Linked DNA regions of Homo sapiens: all the other regions are linked to region 3. A link is a contact called in ENCODE Hi-C or POLR2A ChIA-PET data. All regions are on one chromosome and are shown on one strand. Each heading gives the region's core, a stretch centred on a gene start or an enhancer-like site at or near the end of the contact. The rest is flanking DNA. Distances are from core to core; before and after follow the strand shown.

What was found. A loop is a pair of places that touch in the nucleus more often than their neighbours do. ChIA-PET counts read pairs that join two places held with the same protein, here RNA polymerase II (POLR2A). Pooled maps may share reads with other maps.
Region 1: a loop to region 3 is called in a pooled map, with 4 times the contacts of the local background. The contact joins the promoter of NUP54 here to the enhancer-like site in region 3. A Hi-C loop is called at or near these places in 6 of 50 pooled maps.
Region 2: a pooled map shows a loop between it and region 3 (4-fold over the local background). The contact joins two enhancer-like sites. A Hi-C loop is called at or near these places in 3 of 37 single-sample maps with no recorded cell type and 6 of 50 pooled maps. POLR2A ChIA-PET finds 5 or more read pairs at or near these places in 2 of 52 experiments (activated T-cell and activated naive CD4-positive, alpha-beta T cell).

The regions. Positions count from the first base shown.
Region 1 is chr4:76,146,729-76,150,665 of GRCh38, forward strand. NUP54 (nucleoporin 54) reads right to left here and starts at 1,669. Exons shown (of 12, transcript NM_017426.4): 1 at 1,580-1,669. The coding sequence starts at 1,646. It overlaps LOC124900718 (a long non-coding RNA gene), which reads left to right and starts at 1,821. Exons shown (of 2, transcript XR_007058144.1): 1 at 1,821-1,874; 2 at 2,479-3,937. RefSeq lists an enhancer at 1,619-1,778.
Region 2 is chr4:77,584,416-77,588,597 of GRCh38, forward strand. LOC105377296 (a long non-coding RNA gene) reads right to left here. Exons shown (of 7, transcript XR_938912.3): 4 at 3,286-4,106; 5 at 2,177-2,310. It also overlaps a transcript of CXCL13 not described here. Among named protein-coding and RNA genes, the nearest start is that of CXCL13, 19 kb to the right of the region's middle. Within about 2 kb of position 2,661, at least 3 of the 41 ENCODE cell types and tissues checked have a DNase peak (open chromatin) inside an H3K27ac peak, as active enhancers do.
Region 3 is chr4:76,981,917-76,985,713 of GRCh38, forward strand. All of the region lies in intron 1 of SEPTIN11 (septin 11), which reads left to right. Among named protein-coding and RNA genes, the nearest start is that of SEPTIN11, 34 kb to the left of the region's middle. Within about 2 kb of position 2,320, at least 20 of the 41 ENCODE cell types and tissues checked have a DNase peak (open chromatin) inside an H3K27ac peak, as active enhancers do.

The DNA of each region.
Region 1 (3,937 bases), core at 419-2,918, 840 kb before region 3:
TAAATGTATATATCATTATTGTTTTGCAAAATTTCTAATGAGCTGCAAACAACCCACGTGCATATGAAAATCTTCATAATTATCTTTTTGAATGCAAAGACGTCTAGCTTACCTTTTAGAATTCGATGCTATATCACATAAAACTAAACTGCTCTCTTTGAGCATTTCCCAAAATTCCAGCAAAGAACTGGGGATTCTTTCTATAATTACAAATCTTATAGAAATTACACATCTTATAGTATCCTAATCTGCTGAGTTGACCAAAGAAATACATTATTATCATTATAACACAAGTTAAAAAACAAAACAGGTTACTGCTGTTCGTATAAGACTTGTTTCTCTTTGGAAACACAAGGACAATAAAATGAAATCTCAATGAAAGATGCAGAAAAAATGAAAAATGACTGCAGGAGTCCAAGAATCCCAGGATGGGCTTGACTGGTGGTGAGTTTATACTTTGGAAGTCCTACCTAATAATTTTAAAGATCTATTCAAAATTATAATCCAAATGCTTATCATTTGGAAGATAAGTGCACATTTAATAAAGGAACACTGTAACTTGCAAAACTTTCCTAAACCACATCTTTTAAGGCAGTAAAAACTTGATACAGATGTTTTTGATTCGAGATAAGGAAATAAATTTCCTTTCCCTATTAGACAAGTAACTGTTCTTTCCCAAACTCCAGGAACCACAATATTCTTGGACTCCAGCTCCCAACACTGGTTACACATACAACCCGCAGTATCTACCTGCACTTGCCAGACTGTTACCAAAATTGAACGGAGTCGCCGAGGTAGTAGAAACACCGAAATTCCCAATATTAAAGTTCACTGCAGGATTAGCAGTTAATCCGAAACCCCCAAAATTAAACCCACTGGCGGTGGAGTTGGCAGTCTCAAGCCCACCAAATCCTGATAGGCGTGTAGGCAAAGAAACAAAATTTTAAAAAGGGGGAGAGGGAAAAAGAAAAGAAAGCAAGATAAGGATTAGAAGAATCAGCAGGAGGTTTCACAGAAGTGAACAAACCTGGTTTTGCTCCAAACAGTTTAAGAAAGCAGAGTGGGGGTGGGGTGGGGCAGATGGAAGAAGCATGACGGATAAACCCCACAGCGAGGACCACAGGGGGCCGGGGGTGGAACTAAGGGAGTCAATGGGCAGTGCCGGTGGATCCCCAGCCCTATCCTCGCCGAGTCCGGCAGCGGGAACCACGCAAGCGTTCCCGCCCATCCAGGAGGCTGAGGTGCAGAGGGGAGGGAGGTTCTCGGGCAAGGGGAGAGGGAAGCAACCTCCAATTTCTCTGAGTAGGACTCCCCGGCAGCGGGAAGCGAACCGCTCAAGCCAGGGCCCTGTGGAAACTCACGCGCGGCAAGCGAGCTTCTAGTGGGACCCCGAGTACCCCCGTGGCCTCCTCGGGTGCCGCCTCGGCCCACTCTGCCGCCGCCCGCCCTTTTCCAATGCCTCTAAAGTCTCCGCGTCGGCGGGAGATTCCAGGATCCCCAGGTCGGAGAGTCTCGGACAGAGGGGGCGGACCAGACCCTTCCCCTTCTTCCCGGGTGAAGGTCTAGGGGGATCACTCACCCGCGGGGGCCGCGGTGGCTGCAGCGGTACCGGAGGTGCCCGAGGGAGCCCCAAAATTGAAGGCCATGTCGCGAAAGCAGGAGACCAAGTAGGTTACTCCTGCGACGCGCAGCGCGCTCCCCTTCTCAGTCCGGCCGGGAAACCGCCAGTCAGATCACCGAGTTCCGCCTCCTTTCTGACCTAGCCTAAGAGGCCGGAAGGCGCCAAGGGCGTAGGAGGTGGGTGGTTGTGAGGGAACGCCCCCAGCCAGCTCACTTCCGGTGGGCTTCACATGCTGTGGGGTGTCACTGTTAAGGTAAAATGCTGGGACGCTCGCGAGGGTGTGCCGCCTGAGAGTCCTTTAAAAACTGCCGTAGGGAGGTTCTTTGGGAAAGGTGTGCAGAGGCTGAAGTTGTTACTGTAGGGATACGCGGTAGACAGCTAGAATTTGTATGTGGTAGGGTTGAAGTTGCTGCCTCATCAACTAGCGGGCCTGGGAGGTCGGGCAGCAGGGCTGGGGTTGAGAACCCCCCCAACACCCACGAGGAGGTGGTATTTGAACCCAGTGCTGAAGGATGAGTAGACGGAGCAGAAGCAGTAAAGAGGATGCACGTTGGAAGAAATGAAAGCGAATGGAATTGTAGCAAACACGTTGCGTTTACTATGTGCCAGGCACTCTTCTAGACATTTTACATAATTTAATCAGCTATCTTATGAGGTGGGTTGCTGCTATCTCCAATTTATAAAAGAGGAAACAGGTACCAAAGGGTCAGGCTGTTTACAGAGTAAATACTCCTAACCACAGCTCTAAGGGGAGCACTGAAAAAGAGGGGAAGAGTGGGCCCCCTCTGTTGTACTTGTAATATAATTTAATCCTCAGAATAAATAAATAGAGAAGATTCTGTAACTGTATTTTGCAGGTGAGATGAGAGAATTGAGGTTTGGAGTTGTTAAGCAGCTTGCCCAAAGTCACCTTGCAGGTAGGTTCTGGAGTCTGGTTTTGGACTCATGTTTCTCCACTCCAGAGTCCCAATTTGTAAAAATTACCATTATATTATATTGCCTTGTAAATTATGGTAAGGATTTCAGACTATTTCTTGAGGGTAATGGGAAACCTTTAAGGGGTTTTAGGCAGAGGACTAGTATGACTAGAATTTTGTTTTTAGAAGATCCCTCTGGCTGCCATAAGGAGAATGGATTGGAAGGAGCCAGAATGCCTGAGGAAGATAGAGCTTTTAGGAGTCTGTTGTAGTTGCACAGGTAGGAGATGATAATGACTTGGATTACATCTGGCAGTGGAATTAGGAGAATAAATTTGAGAGATACTTAAGAAATAGCATATATGAGACTCGTAGTATTTGGACGTGGGAAGTAAGGATTCAAGGACAACCTCCTGCTTTCTGGCTTGGGCAAGTTGGTGAATGGTGGACCCGTGTCTGACTCCTACAAACTGAGTATGCTCTCATACCCACTGCCCTGCCTTCTTTCACTGTTTGTCACAGATAATTTATCAATCTAATTTTTCCTTACAATAGTATATATTCCATAAGTGCAAGAACCATGTCCCTCTTGTTCCATGCCCATCACAAGTGCCTGGCATATAACAGGGGGAAATAAATAATGAATGAATGACAGATAGGTGGAAACCAGATCTTGAAAGACCTTCCTTAGCATGTTAAGGAGCTTTGATTTACCAGCAGTTTGTCCAGCTGCGGCCCACAGGCCACATGTGGCTCATGGCTTAGGATGGCTTTGAATGCAGCCCAACACAAATTCGTAAACTTTATTGAAACATTGTGAGGTTTTTTGCGATTTTTTTTAAAGCTCATCAGCTATTGTTAGTGTATTTTATGTGTGGCCCAAGACAATTCTTCTTCTTCCAGTGTGGCCCAAGGAAGCCAAAAGATTGGACACCCCTGATTTAGCACATAGCCTAACGCTTAAGTACTTAGCTTACCTTAAAAAAACAAACAACCATTCTTCTTCTTCCAGCGTGGCCCAGGGAAGCCAAAAGATTGGACACCCCTGATTTAGCACATTGTCTAATGGCTAAGTACTCAGCTTACCTTAAAAAAACAAACAGCCCTCCCAGTCTAGCAGAAAGGAAAACCAATGATTAATTTATGGAATCTGCCAGAAGCTCAGGAATTGGAGATATCACGTATCTTCATAAGTTGGGGTAAAGGGAAGTTAAAATGAGAGGAACTGGTTGAAAGTCTATTTAAGAAGCAGTTAGAGCTCCCCAAATCCTCTTCTGACCTCGTGCAGCCAAGTGAATGCTTCTTCCCCACTCTAGAAAAATAATGGAGGATTCTTCTCTACAGTGATTAAAATAGTATTTGCCAGGCACAGTGGCACCAGCCTATAGTCCCATCTACT
Region 2 (4,182 bases), core at 1,411-3,910, 600 kb after region 3:
ATATTTCATTGATGTTGTTCTAATATGCAAAAAATACAAAAAGTAACACTCTTTCCTCAGCTGCTACCAGAAATGAAAATAATCTCAACATTTGACAGAAAGTAAAATTAGATTGTTTCAAAGTCTTCTAAAAATCTGAGTTCTCCTTAGAAGAGACATTTTTAACAGTTTGGAGACACTGGATAGAAGCCATGGCTGAATTTGAGTTTCTAGGGCACAGGAAATGCTGAGGAGTGAGCTGAGTTGGGAGAAGGAGCATGATGATCAGCCCAGAAGATCCAGTGCCTTGACTGTTTGGGAAAGCTGGGGTCAGGAAGAAATTGCCTGGAAAAAAGCTGGAAAGTCCAGTCAAGGGCTTCTGCCCCTCAGGCGAGTGCTGGGAGAAAAGTTGGGAATGCCAATCTGCTTTTTCTCCTCTAGGTTTTTTTCACTAATGGCAAAAGGAAGGAGAAATACTAGGCATCACAATCCAAGAATATAAGATTCAATTACCCCAACCCTAAGGCCACTTTCATGACAAATATGACTTACACTTGTCTAGAGCCCAATATATGCTCTAAAGATTTTTTCTTCTTTAAAGACTTCAAATGAAGTGTGCTCATGGCTGGCTGAGCACATCATGTTGCCATGAGCTCATGACTACTTGCAAGCTTTCCTGAAGTAGAGCTCCAAATCACACACGTCTGGCCACCATCTTACAGCATGACTGCATCCTGGAATCCCATCAGGCCACTGGAAACAGGCTTTATCAAAGCTGTTTTCTGAAACCTGGCTTTAAAAATTGGGAGAAAGGCTTCTTTATTCAATAAAAATCTTGATCTTAGCATTCTGGTTATTTAAAACCTCTCTTCAGGTATGGATGCACAGGAGCAGGGGGACTTGGTTAATGTGAATCAGGAATTTTAATTTAATGAAAAATTATTGCAAACGATGTTTATTTAAATCATGATTAAATCTCAAGGTCTGCAGAGCAGGTTGCGGCTGATGTCATTGGCTGCCATTTACTGTCCAGAAAGCTGCACTACTGATTCCTAAACGTCCTCAGCCACATCGTGTGAGTCTTTCTCATAACATGCACAAAAACGAGAACTAGCAGTCTGGGTAACAAAGCCTTTGACCTGCTGATGGGTGAAAGCTGCCGTTAGCTCTGTGCTTGCTTCAGAGCTGCCACTCCTTTCCTTTCCTACACCAGTCTCAGAGAGACGCTGTGTCACCCAGTGGACACTAAAGTGATGGCTTTTTAAACCTAATCAATGACTAATGATAGGTCACCATAGTCTCTTGAAGAATATTTTCTTAGAACTAGACTTTTGTGGTAAAACACCTGGTTATCTATGCTTTGGGTACTTCAAAATATTTGAGAAGCTATAATAGGCCCCAAAGCAGCTGAGTGATCATCTTTCTGCTTCCATAGGGCACGCGGCAGGCCTCATCATGAGGGATGAAATCTACACTTGCTGGTTCTCCTGTGGACTTGGAATTTACCATCACAAAGATAATTCAGACCTAGCACTTCCCAGAGGTTGAGCCCCAGTACATTGATTGAGGAACTGTCAAAACAGGCTTGCAAAAATATAGTATATTTTGAGTGTTTACATTTAATAAATTAACACTTGTGAAACACTATAAACAATGCAACATAATTGTGTGATGACTTGTAAAAATTAATTCAGGCTGTGCAGTTTTATAATGGGGTAATTGTATAGTTGCATGAGAAAAAAGTCCTTTTCACATTTATCCTGAATCTCAGTGACCATATGCATAACCTCGTTTGAAGTTAAGGTGAAAGTCTAAATTTGACATATTTTGTGAATAAGAGGCCTGGACCAATGCCATCCTAGATAAGCTACTTGTTCTCCCTGTTCTCAAAGGGACACAATGAAATCACATGTAAAAAATATTTTTGAGTAACAAGATAATTGAATTTGGTGAGAGAGTGCTGTTCTTAAAATCGGTATGTTGGCAGGATGGTTCTTTCCATCTTTGCTGAAGTTTGCTATATCTCCGGTCCTAACGTTTTTGAGCAAAGTTTACTGCATATCTCTTGCCAGGTCAGCTGAATATGAACTTAAAGGGACCTAACAAAACAGGCAGTATGCATCGATGATTTAGAATTCCACTGTGCCCACGAGGACAAGTAAGAGCAAGCGCCTTGGGCAAAGGACATGGGTATTACCTCCATAACATGCTGTGCTAGGCTGCATATTCAGGACAGGATCTCTGACAGTGGAGAAATAACGACTTTCTGATGGACTGCTAGGGTGCCAGCATGGATTTTCCTGGCTTCAGTGGAATAACTCATTTTTCCATCTGTAAATAGAGTACTGAGACATTATCTTCATATATGCTTGATGTTAGTCAGGGGCACTTCGGGGTACAATTTTGAAGCTCTAGGGAAATTTTATAGCAAAGGTTAAAGTCCAGAGAGGAAAAGAGTCTAGATAGCAATTGAAAATTGGGCACAAATGAAGTATAGTTTGACCCCCACATCTCCTGCCTACAAACTGCAGACCCAGCTGCAGTAGGTGGTAGTGAAATAAGGGAAGTTCTAGGGGGGACTCCGTCCTCTTCAGCAAGTGACAGATGGTGTGAAACCACACGGTAGCTTGGCAGTATGGGGCGGCTGCTGCTTAGTCACTCCTAACTCAGGAACCTAGTATTGAAACTTGAACAGCCTTCCCTGTCTGGCTATAATGCAGCCCAGACATCCCTTGTCAACAAGTTAGTCAACAGTGCTCTGAACAATATCCGGTAAGTCTGATGTCTTACTTGCCGAACCAGTCAAAACAAGAAAAGTGGGCTCTGTTGGAACATTCCCTTTGGTTAACTGAAGATCTCTAGTTTCATTTCTCCCCACCACCATCCCCTTTGTTCATTCACTTGTGCATTCAGTCAGCAGAGGAGCCAGGGGGATATGACGAACTTTCACTGGTTATATACTATGTGCTGGTTACAGTTTAAGGAATACGAAGCTGTAAGGTTTGCTCTCTTTCTGCAGGAAGCTCACAGTCCAGCTAAGGAGACACGTGCAAAAATAAACAATGGTGATCCTTAGGGGTAGATACAATACTGGAGGTGGTACTTGGTACAATGGTGGCTCATAGGAGGGAGAGACAGAATTGCTTAATTGGATCCTTCACAAAAACTGATATTCATCATGATTCAACTTCCACTGTATGCCAGGTACAGTACCAAATATTTTACCTGTTTTATCTCATTTAATTCTCCATTGACTACCATTTCAAAGATTATTAAAACAAAGCTCCAGGAAAACAAGTAACATACCCAAGGCCATGAAACTAGTAAGAGGAAGAGCCAGGATTCAAGTCGAAGTCAGTCTGTCTTTTCAGTTCTCTGATGCTCCTCACCGAGTAATCCGTTGCAAGGATAACGAGCGTGAAACTGTCTGGTACGTTACCCTGCGAAGCAGGGTCATATAAGGGAATGGCGGCCATGGGGGCTGGCTTGAGCCAGAAACAACTCCTGCTCCTGGCTGCAGAGGGAACTGGATGGGGAGGCAGCCCTCACAAGTGACCAGCACTTGTCACTACCCTGTCCTTGCCTGCTTCTTTCAAGGGATGCAGGTTCCCACCTACTCAGCCTCATCCACACTCTTGAAGGGTGCTGATGTAGGGCACCAGTATCCATGGCCAAGGGGATTTTGATCTGGCTTCCTTTGCATATCTTGAATTTTTTTCTTTTCTGACCCTACAAAGGATTAAAAAAGGAAATGCCTCTTTCATTAAATATTATGACACCTACCTGAATTTTCCTGGAGGGCCATCCCCCCGTTCTCACCATTTAGTCTTCTTAGAAAAAGTTCTAGTGAACAATCAAATGTGATTGAGAATTTGGGTACATACTTTCTACCATTTCTTAACCCCATTACTGCCCCTGAGGCATAAGATAAACTATGACTAGAAAGAGTGGCCACGGTTGGGGTAGGCGGGGAAGTTGATTGGTCCTGACCCCCAGGGATTCAGGTGTGACACCTGTCCACCTTTGAGGATCACTATTCTGGCAGTTCAGTGTCATTGCTGCCTTCATATCTGTGTCAGCTTAGTTGTTCCTCTTTGTAGCACATCACTGACAATGCTTGGAGCCTGCTAAGAGAGCACAGCAGAAGAATTATTTTTAAATATGTAATTTTTTCTTATTTGTCCTTGGCATGTGTATTTGTCA
Region 3 (3,797 bases), core at 1,070-3,569:
GAAACAGAAAAGTCTTTCATGACGTGGCTGCTCAGTGATTGTTTCTAGATCTCTCCCCCAAGTGACACTCGAATACTTAGTAGCACATCCTGGGCATAATGCTCCCCATTTAAGGACTATTTCCAGTAAACTGAAAAAGAATCAGTTTTAAAGTCTTACATCCTCTACTCTTAGTTTTCCTAGTTCATTGATTTCCCTGCCCTTTGGGCCTCTTTCCTTTTCCTGCTGCCTTCCTTGATAGATTCTACCTCTTTCTTTCCATCCATCTCCATTCCCTTTCTGCAACTATTCAAATCTTTTTTTTTTTTTTGATTGAGATGGAGTCTTGCTGTTGCCCAGACTGGAGTGCAGTGGTGTGATCTTGGCTCATTGTAACCTCCGCCTCCTGGGTTGAAGCGATTCTCCCACCTCAGCCTCCTTAGTAGCTGGGATTACAGGCGGGTGCCACCATGCCTGGCTAATTTTTGTATTTTTAGTAGATACGGGGTTTCACCATGTTGGCCAGGCTGGTGTCAAACTCCTGGCCTCTAGTGATTGCCTGCCTCAGCCTCCCAAAGTGTTGGGATTACAGGCATAAGCCACCACCCCCGGCCCAGATCTTATTTCATCTTACCATAACCTAGGGCAAAACTGACCTGCTTTAAGAGAGTTTTACATTTTTGCTCTGGTCCACATTCATCTCCATTGTCTAACCCTGTAATCTTTGTAGTATATTTCATCATGAAACATTTCAAAATCATCTTCCATTTTACCTCAATAACTTATCTCCCTAATAAGACTCAAATTCCTTAAGAATCTTTTGTATTTCCTAGAATTCTTGTTACAAACACAACACCTAAACATTTGCAGTTTACTTTCATTTTTGGAAGGCTTCCTCCAAAGGCTAGCTAGTTTGTGGTTAGCTGCCCTTATCAGATTCAGTGTAAAAGGTTTGCCTTGGTAGCCTGAGAGGGATCTAGTTTACCATGCTTTTACTAATATCTATCTTTTTTCTCCTGGAGACAGTTGTGTGTTTTTTTTGTTGTTTTTTGTTTTTGTTTTTTTTTTAGCTGGGGAAATGCCAATATTCATTATTATATCTTATCCTAAAGTTACACAGGAGAAATAGGGATGTTGAAATAATGTATACTTTGGTAGGCAGAATCCGAAAATGGCCCCAAGATCCCAGCCCCCTGGTGTACACGCTCTGCATAATCCCCAGAACTTGTGAATATCACTCCCACAGGTAGGTTATGGCACAGCTGTCGTTTAGAAATGGAGATTGACCTGGGTGGACCTTACCTCATTAAGCAGTCCCTTAAAAGGGACCAGACTGTTCCTGAAGAAGGATATTTGACATGTGAGAGGGACACAGGGAGATTTTTCATTGCTGACTTTGAAGACAGAGGTGACCTCGTGGCTTGGAACCGTCAGTGACTTTTTGGAGCTGAGTGCAGCCTCTGACAGCGAGTAAGGAGAGAAGGCCCTCAGTCCTACAGCTGCAAGGAATTGAGTCTGCCCACATCTGGAATGAGCTTGGAAGAGGGTATTTCCCCAGAGCCTTGAGAGGACAACCTCCTTAGCTTGGCCCACACTTTGATTTCAGCCGTGTGATAACCCAGGCAGAAAGTCCAGCTACACCATGCCCAAAGTTGTGACCTATGAAACTGACTGCTAATAAATGGATGTTGTTTCAAGCCACTAAATTTGTGATAATTTGTTATATGGCAGTAGAAAACTAGCACATGCCCCACATTTATGTAAACAACCCCTATTCCATCCTGATATTGTTTTATCCAGGGTTGAGATTAAGACACAGTAGAACTCTTAGAGGCCAGGTGTGGTGGCTCATGCCCGTAATCCCAGCACTTTGGGAGGCCGAGGCAGGCAGATCACAAGGTCAGGAGTTCAAAACCAGCCTGGCCAACGTGGTGAAACCCCGTGTCTACTAAAAATACAAAAATTAGCTGGGCGTGGTGGCAGGTGCCTGTAATCCCAGCTACTCGGAAGCTGAGGCAGGAGAATTGCTTGAACCCTGGAGGCGGAGGTTGCATTGAGCCGAGATCGCGCTATTGCACTCCAGCCTAGGCGACAGAGCAAGACTCCATTTCAGGGAAAAAAAGAAAAGAAAAAAAGAACTCTTAGGAAGACTTGAGGATTTTGGCCATAATTGTTTAGTAATATTTGTAGAGCAAGACCAGATGTTAATTGGTATGTTTATTTCCTCAATATGTATCATGGTTTTGGTCATTTCTGGTATAATTCCTCAATTTTCAGGTGCTGGAAATGTGTCACTGGACTCAGATGTTCTAGGTCAGCCTGGATTAGGAACTGAACATGCCTTGGGAGGAGAAAGCAGCCAGGTTGTGACTAGGGGAAACAGCCCTGGTGCTTTTGTTCATGACTTGCTTGGAACTGGATTGGATTTTTTTTTTTTCTTCTCTCACAGAGACTGCCATCACATGGCCATTACTGTAACTGAAAATCCCCTGCCTTTTCAGAAAGGCACAGAAATATATGGTATCTTTCAGAAAGGAAGTGGCTAATTTATATCCGGTGATAGAAATGGTGGCATCGGGAAGGAAGCGTCCCATCCATATTTCATTATTTGCTGATGAATGCATTCAGTGAATAGAAATAGATGAACTGAGCCACAATATTTCTCAAACAGGAAATACTGAGGAATAGATGTGTGAATATGAGTAGCACAGGACATAAAAAGTTGAGGAAAAAACTTCCAACTGCTTTGAGCCTCTTAATTCTATTTGACCTCCTATTCGTCACTGTTTTGAAGATATTCCATAGGATAAAGACAGGGCAGGAGGGACAAAAATGACCCAAATAAACAACAGTGAGACAAGTGGGTGGTTTTATGCTCTGCAAGAGACGTGATATGTCTTAAATGGAACTGGGTTGTTTGGGACCCACTGGACAGCAAGAGGGTTTTGAAATGGTTTATGACCTCTTCCCCACTTCCCCGCTTGCTTTGCTCATTAGTGTTCCTAGGTGGCTGCTGGGTGACGGGCTTTTCATCATCTCTGATGTGGGCCAGTGCGAAAGAGCAGCTGCAACATCTGTTTCTAATTGGGTCGTGCCTTTATAAATACTTCTTGCCTATTTGTCACATTGCTTCCCTCCCACCCTGTCTTCCTTGGAGTACTGCAGAATCTGTAAGCGTCCCTGGAATGCACACGTGGACCTTGTCATTCCCAAACAGACTTTCTGCTGGTCAGCACTTTGTAATGTTCGGCTGTTACAGGCATTAGTCACTTGTGCTCAGAGAGAGACTGTGGTCTTTGGAAACTGAAGAAAATGTCTTTTTTGTTGTTGTTAATTCTTGGCATCCAGTTAGATTTAACTTCTCAAGAGTTTACACAGACTTTTAGAAAAACATTCTGTCTCTAAGAAAAAAGTGCTCTAGCTTTGTACAGTTTTTGGATTTTCACACTTGGTGGTTGTTTGCTGAAATGCTGTTTTGCTAGTGATTCCCCTCCTCCCCCTATCTGGGGTTGTAAGCAGCTCTGGGGCTCTGTTCACTTCGGATACCTGTTTCTGGGGACTGCTTTTCAACAGCGTTTTTCCTAAGGGCATATGAGAAATTTAATTTCTGATGGAATGAAGGTGAAACTCTAGTCCCAGGTAAACCTGGGTAGGCTGTAGAGACAGAAAGGGGGCTGCAGGTCTAGGTGGAAGAACGAGAACGAATGCAGCATGGTATTTCCAGGCCTTTTAGATTCGGCTTCATCCACAACCAATGTGAGTTCTTATCTGCAAAGCGGGCCTAAGTGTAATGGAGGGAAGGTGGGCCAGGCACCAGG